Linked DNA regions of Homo sapiens: region 2 is linked to region 1. The links are chromatin contacts, found by Hi-C or POLR2A ChIA-PET in ENCODE. All regions are on one chromosome and are shown on one strand. The core of a region is the stretch at or near the end of the contact, and the rest is flanking DNA. Distances in the headings are between cores, read along the strand shown. Region 1 overlaps STEAP1B (STEAP family member 1B). Region 2 has its middle 16 kb from the start of SNORD93.

The links. A loop is a pair of places that touch in the nucleus more often than their neighbours do. ChIA-PET counts read pairs that join two places held with the same protein, here RNA polymerase II (POLR2A). Pooled maps may share reads with other maps.
Region 2: a pooled map shows a loop between it and region 1 (2.9-fold over the local background). The contact joins two enhancer-like sites. A Hi-C loop is called at or near these places in 10 of 37 single-sample maps with no recorded cell type and 5 of 50 pooled maps. POLR2A ChIA-PET finds 5 or more read pairs at or near these places in 1 of 52 experiments (OCI-LY7).

Annotation. Positions count from the first base shown.
Region 1 is chr7:22,437,889-22,441,638 of GRCh38, reverse strand. The region is part of intron 4 of STEAP1B (STEAP family member 1B); the gene reads left to right. Among named protein-coding and RNA genes, the nearest start is that of STEAP1B, 60 kb to the left of the region's middle. Within about 2 kb of position 2,483, at least 2 of the 41 ENCODE cell types and tissues checked have a DNase peak (open chromatin) inside an H3K27ac peak, as active enhancers do.
Region 2 is chr7:22,870,374-22,874,274 of GRCh38, reverse strand. No RefSeq gene overlaps it. Among named protein-coding and RNA genes, the nearest start is that of SNORD93, 16 kb to the right of the region's middle. RefSeq lists an enhancer at 1,537-1,646. Within about 2 kb of position 2,019, at least 3 of the 41 ENCODE cell types and tissues checked have a DNase peak (open chromatin) inside an H3K27ac peak, as active enhancers do.

The DNA.
Region 1 (3,750 bases), core at 1,234-3,733:
AGAGATGTGGGGGGCCATGTGTTCTATCCTGTTTTGTCTTCAAAGCATCTTTTGGAGAGCGGTACAGAGTCAGGGGCTTGTGAAATTATGCTGGCAAACAGAAATGAGCAAACTTCGCTTCTTACATTTGCGACTTTGTCTCACAGACTGTAATTGAATTACTTTACCTCTTCCCCATCTCAATTTTCTCATCTGTAAATGGGGGTAATTAGAATGTTCAACACAGAGGTTAATGAGGATTAAAATAGTTCAACAGTGCCTGGCGCATGGTAAGGGCAACTGAAGGGATACAGAGTCAGGAAATTGAATCCATGCTCTCAAGGAAGTCCAATAGGGTGGGAAAGAATGATGCATAAACAATCTGACACAGGCTGCTGTGAGCTGTGGCCAGGGTAAACCTAGAATTTATCCAACCTGGGACACTTGAGATAGGAAGGGAATACTAAAATAATACAAATTATGGAGTTTTTGAAACTAGGAATTGACTAACAAATTAATTCCAGCATAGTGGTAAATTATAAATAGTTACATTAAAAATATAAAAATAAAACTCTTTTTAAAGATAGAAAATAACATTTTCTATTTAGAAAAAAATTTTTATTAAAAATATTTTAATGTCAAATATACTAAATATTAAAATATACAATTTAAATAAATTTTAATATATAATTTAACATATATTTTAATATTCTACTTTTTAAAATAGAATATTAAAGCACAATTTTTAAATGAATAATTTTAAATTAAGAAAATATAAGTGGAATAATTATTAGTATATAGTCACATAGTATAATCAGTTTCTTAGTCATATCTACCTGTAATGCAGTATGTCACTAGCATATTTGAAGAATGTTATTTCAGTGTCTTTTGCTTTTAATTTTTCTATTTTTTAAATTCCTTTTCTAAGCCACATTCTGAAAACAAGCTTTTAATTTTTTAAATAAAACTGTCTGCCATATTATTTTTGTAATTTGTGATTAATAAACTTGAAATTGACCTTTTTTGTGGTCCAAAATATTTTTAGTTGAGAAAATACTCTCTCTACAGATGCTGAATTATTTAGTAAGCTAAGAGCAAATGCGGCTAAATGGGGAGTATTCTCAATTTTAACATTTTTATATTGAATTGTGTTAATATTTCAGCCTGAATAACTTTACAGGGTATGTATTTGGCCCCCATTTATCTTTATTCAACAAATATTTTTACAAGATACCCCATCAGATATTACAAAATACAGCTTGTCAAATAATTTCTACCTAAGATTATTCTTTTGAATGTTTCACCCAAGTTAAATGTTGTAAAATTGAAGGACTTTTAATTATATTCCATTTCAGTACAGAATAGAAATTGATCCAATTAAAAGTAGAAACTTCATCAAAAGATCCTTCCCACAAGTCAAGGTAGCATATACCTCTGAGCTCCCACAGTTTAATTTGTTAATTTCCCCCCTCGATCTGGTAGAAACAATTTCAAATTGTCCCTAAGTAAGCTCGTTTTAGATAATTGTAATTCATAAAAAGCTCCACAACCTGAAATTTTTGTACTCCATTTATTGAATAATTTATCAAAATATTCCAATTAATTTTCATCAAAATGCAACCAACATTTAAAGAATTATTTCAAAAGGCGTAGGCTGATTTGCCAAGTAGTTATTTAAAGGCTCAAATGTTTCTAAAATCAGATTACTGATGAGCAACAGAAAATGTGTACGCCCAAGCTGAAGTTTCTATTGTTATTGTTGATGCATGAGGTTTTTTCATTTGATTGATACTGGTGTTTTATTGGGGTGTAGAGGGTGGTTGGATACTTCATATAAGCTCTGCCACAAGAATTTCATACTATAGTTACCTTATATGTAGAAATATTTGTAATTTTTGATGATGATAGTTTCTATTTCCTTTAGTGGAATATCAATCACAGTGGATTGGACACATTTATGAATTATGTGCCCACAATCACTTCCAAGTTCTGGTCTGTTACTTTATGAATTTAGTAAGAACATTATTTTTCCATGAACCTGTGCTCCCCCAAAATTTTGTATTCCTATTACTACTATAAAAACATGTCTTCAATATTGACCTTTTGAACAATATGGAACTTTTGAACTGAATTTATAGCAGCAGTCCCAACAATGTCAGACGTTTTACCTGAGAATAAGCTTCCAAAAGTTTTACTTTGATTTCATGACTTGTATGAAAAAAAAAAAATCTTCATTGGAACTAGCTGATAATCTGAAGTATCAGGATTCTAATAGCAAAGGGCTTCATACAGCTATGTGGCAGCTCTTTTGCTAATGTAGCCATCACATGTGCAGGTATCAGTTCACTTTTTGTATGTACGGACTTGGAATAAGAATAGTCAAAATTAATTTAAAGAATTATTGTTTGATCTAGATGAAAAGTCATGCTTCACAGGATGATATGTAAACACACCTTCTGCAGCTGCACAAGTGAAACTGTTTAGGGGCACGGCATTCTTAAAACAGTTCTGATGTGTGAGGTAGAAGCTGGTGCTTCTTTAGTAGATTAGGGTCTGGTTTTCACGTGGTTAGTGATATCACCAGGACCCCCCATGTTGGATAGTAAATGTCATCAAACATTTACTATCATTTACAAGTTACATATTGGCCAGATTTCTTATTACATGGAAATTCAGTACTTAGTTTTTCATTTAACATGCACTTTTTTTTGTTTTATTCAGCTGCTGCTGAAAACATTTATTACCAAATAAAAATGTCACCAAATAATAAAATAGTTGAGATTTTATCCCATTTTATAAATGAAGGAGAGTATTCAGTTTTCTCATTATACACTTATCACAGGGCTTTTAATTCCCACATACTTTACACAGGCACCAAATGTATCATTTCTTTTCATTTTCTAGGCTATACTGACTGGAAGCCTGGTAGCTTTGTGCAACTTTCAGGCCACTAAACTGGCCAAGACACAACTGGTAGGCACACCAAATTTCTGGCAGGAGCAGCAGTGTGGAATCCATTTCCCACCACCTTCCAAGACTAGGAGTTATATATACTTCATTTTATCAGCAGCCAGCCCTTCAAAGGGAAATGTTAGCTCTCACATGTTTCAGCTTCATCTAGAAAATCTCAATAAAAAAGACAAGTTATTGCTGATCATCTTTCAGATTTAAGCATGCATGAAAGTGAGAACCTTGTTCCCTGCTCATACATCTTACATACTTGCAGACCAGACCATGGTAGAAGCTGGAAGTACAAAGTGGACATCTACCAAACTTACTCCAATTATTTTAATGCAATCTTCACTAACAGTATTATGTAGAAAAATAAAACATGTGGGACAAGTGCGAAAAACTGCATAGGACACCAAGCATATACTGGAAGTATTTCAGGAGAAGCAGTGCGTATGACTTTGTTGGCCATGGGAGAGCTCAGGATGCTGTTCCTTGGGAAGGGAACCCAACAACAACAAGGGAAGAAAACGTGGGGGAGTTTCTCGGGACAGGAAATACCTGAGCAGAACCTTAAAAGATGGGTTGAAAATTGTCAGGTAAAGTAAAAACCTTCTGCACAGCAAAAGAAACGATCGACAAAATGAAAAAGAAACCTATGGAATGGAAGAAAGTATTTGCAAATCATATACACTGATAAAGGGTTCATGTCCAATGTATGTTAGAGTGTGCCTACAACTCAATAATGAAATAACAAAATCTGATTAAAAAATGAGCAAAGAAAATGAATAGACGTTTTCCCAAAAAGATGTACACTTGACC
Region 2 (3,901 bases), core at 770-3,269, 430 kb before region 1:
CAGCCTGGGCAACACAGGAATACACTGTCTCTATAAAAGAAAAAAGAAGGCTGTGTGGGGTGGCTCACACGTGTAATCCAAGCACTTTGGGAGGCTGAGGCAGGTGGATCACCTGAGGTCAGGAGTTTGAGAATGGCCTGACCACATGCAGAAACCCTGTTTCTACTAAAAATACAAAATTAGCTTGTTGTGGTGGCACATGCCTGTTATCTCAGCTACTTGGGAGGCTGAGGCAGGAGAATCACTTGAACCTGGGAGGTGGAGGTTGTGGTGAGCCGAGATCGCACCATTGCACTCCAGCCTGGGCAACAAGAGCAAAACTCTATCTCAAAAAAAAAAAAAAAAAAAAAAAAAGATTTATATTTCTTAATTCTGGCCAGTGATAAGCTTCCACTTTAAAAAAAAAATTCATTTTCAAGCGTAACTGTCAATTATCATTGATAATAAAGGTAAACACAATTTTTTAAATAATGGAGTTAAATGAAAGAATCTGGCATTTTTGCTTTTTCTCCCATTTGCAAAACTTGGATCATTCACATTGAGATATATACACGTTGCCAACTTAAAGCTGAAGATCTCATCCTACTCTCTATTTGTGCGGTTGGTACTCTGCTAGAAAATGTTTGTGAGCACGGATGGCCAAGATAAAGGAAGCTATTAAGGAGGAGTCTATAGAAATCATGCCTTGCAAAAACTGGGAACCCCTTATAATCATGATTTCTTTTAAACTACACTTATTTGGATGTACTCTGGTTCAAATAACAGCACCTAAAATAAGACAGCTATGTGGATAAAAGCCAAGTAACATGGTATCGTCCATCTCCGGGTGAAGAATAGAAAGTCTTCCTATTCTTTGTTAATTAAATTTTTTTTTTAAAAAAAGATAAAGCACAGAATTTATTACAATTAAAAAATCTTGTAAATATATCCTTCGATGATGGTGGAATAGTTAAGATAATAAGCTTCATAGTCACACTGCTTGGGTTTGAATCTCAGCTCAGCCATGTGCCCTCTCTGTGACTTTGAACAAATAAAATCACCTATCTGTGCCTCAGTTTCCTAACTTGTGAAAGGGAAACACTATTGACCTGTAAGAGTTGTTGTGAGGATTGAAATGAATAGATGTAGAAAGCTTAAAACTATCGCCTGGCACAGAGTAAGTGTTCAACTAATTCTGTCCTCTACCCTCCTCTTGTCACCTTTCTCCCCGACAAACATGTTGGTTATAATAATGGCTGTTAGTACTATTATAGTTGTTAAGATAATGGGTTGTGTTGGGAAAGAGTGCTGAGATGGGAGTTAAAATAATTAGCTACAAGTAACACAGTCTGTCTGTTTCTCAGTTTATTTATGTTAATTGTCCATGTTCCAATAGAATTGATCTTGAAGGTCTTTTCCTGGTTGCAAATCCTATGGCTAATCTATAGTTAAACCCAAAGGGATCTTTCCTGTTTTCACCATAACTGCATGGCTAGCAAATCTAGCAAATGCATGATGTTAAATTCACCAGAAGGAAGGACTCACCCATTAAGTTGCAATGTTTCCTTCCTCTCACTTACAGGGATGAATACCAACAGTCCGGCAGGAGGACCAGATCATCAATATATTTGCTCCCCTGTCTGTGGGTCAAGTGATGACATGGGCATCTCACGTGATCAGTTGTTGTTTCATTCTTGGATGGAACTTTGTTTCACTTCTTGTAGTTTCTATTTCTGTCCAGGGTTTATCAGCTAGTTCGCCAATTGGCTATACGACCCCAGCAATACACAGTAGGGCACCTCCTAGAAAGGCAACAGGAGGCTGTGAACATTGAAAGTTATGCAAACTCAGAGGGAGTTCCTGTTCTTTTCTTCTCCTTTATGTCAGTGTTTCTTTCCAGAACTCTTCTTTCCAGAACTCTTGAAAGTTCTGATCATAATCTGATCACAATCTCAACATTTTATCTGCAAATGTGCCTAGAAACAGTGACAAATGAGAGGGCTCCAGCTGTGCCATTGGTCATGCAGTTCATATGGCTGATCTTATTGGTGGGGGCAGGCAGGGCTGCCTTATACACAGGTTGTGCACTGCATAACTCTGGGGACTCCATTCAGAGAGACTAACACCCCCATGGGACTGTGCAGTATACAACGTGCACAACCTATCCCACGGTCCTGGGGGGCGATTACTCCTCCAATCTCACTTACGAACATCCTCCCCAGAGATACTAGAGAGGCAAGTGTGTCACAGTATGAGCTGCTCTTTGGTCAAGACAATATGATGAATTGGTCATTTCTGTTATCAACAGTATTTTTTTTAAATCAGAAATTCCCAAGCAGTATAGTGGGAATAAAGGGAAGGGGGCCTTGCCAGTAGATATGACCTCATTCTCCCAAAGAAAGAGCCAACACTGCATACTGACTATATTGCCCATCTGCCTGGTACAGCACAGTCCAGGAATTGCTTCTGCTCTGTTTCTTTTTCTGTACTTCTTATAATTAATTCTCTTTTCTCTCAAGTTATTTTGCAATTAAAGTCCACCAGATCTCACTGCATAAATAAAATATATGTATTTGGAGAGATAGATAAGTAGAGATACATATTTAGATGAGGGATGAATAGATAGATATGCAAGCAGATAGATGGATAGATAGAGTAAACTATATCCTTCCCCTCTGTGGCTATTACCTGTGTGACCATGCAAGGTTAGTTTATTCACATTCTGTCTCACTATCTGTAAATTAAGGACAACAAAAGAAGTGATATCATAGGGATGTTGTGACAATTAAATAAGATAGTTTATGTAAAGCCCTATTTTACTCCCTGGCATATAGTAAAACTTAAGTCAACATTAGCTATTTTGTTCATTGTTGTCATTGTGACCTTTTTAAAAACTGTTCTGGCAATACATTCATTTCTGCAATTAAGAGCCTAATCCTTCCCACACTTCTTGGTCTACAATGGATCTGGCCCACCTGCCCCTTTGTCCTCCCTCCACAGTCCTATTTGGTTCCTCTAGTCCTTTGCAGGATTTGTCTTAATTTGCACTAAATACCCCTCACAATGGTGTGTGTATATATTTTATTTTATTTATTTATTTTGACACAGAGTCTCACTCTGTCACCCAGGCTGGAGTGCAGTGGCATGATCTCGGCTCACTGCAACCTCCGCCTCCTGGGTTCAAGCGATTCTCCTGCCTCAGCCTCCCGAGTAGCTGGGATTACAGGCACATGCCACCACGCCGGGCTAATTTTTGTATTTTTAGTAGAGACAGGGTTTCACCATGTTGGTCAGGCTGGTCTCGAACTCCTGACCTTGTGATCCACCCACCTCGGCCTCCCAAAGTGTTGGGATTACTGGCGTGAGCCACTGTGCCCAGCGGTTATATATTTTTAATCTGCTTATAATCATTGTCTATTCTATCCTGGAAGACTGAAAGGTGTTTAGCTTTTTTTCACATAAGTATCTGTTTCTTCAGAATAACCAAAGGAAGTATCTATCACTGTTTCCTGGGGCTCATGACTGAGTTCCAAGCATGTGGCATTTTATCTTCTACAAAATGTGTCCTCCTCTTCCTCCTCCTTTCAGTGTCATCTTCCTGGCTTGACTATGTTTTAGTTTGGGTTCTCTCAAAAGTAATCCTGGAGACAAAGATTTGGGGGTGAAAAGTAATCTATTAATATTTGGAAGATGATCCCAGGAAGCATGGTGAGAGAATGGGAAGTGAGACAGAGAAGGAGAAAAGCCAATAAAACTTATGTTAATATATAGGTTACCGCTGATGGCCACTGGGGTCAGTCCTTCTGGGGACCTTATGAGAGACTGTGTAGGACATACTTCAGAACTGTCCCACCAAGGCCCAAGGAAACTAGGATGTTTATCCAGCAACTCTTGTCTGTCCTTGGTTGAGAGCTGTTCTCAG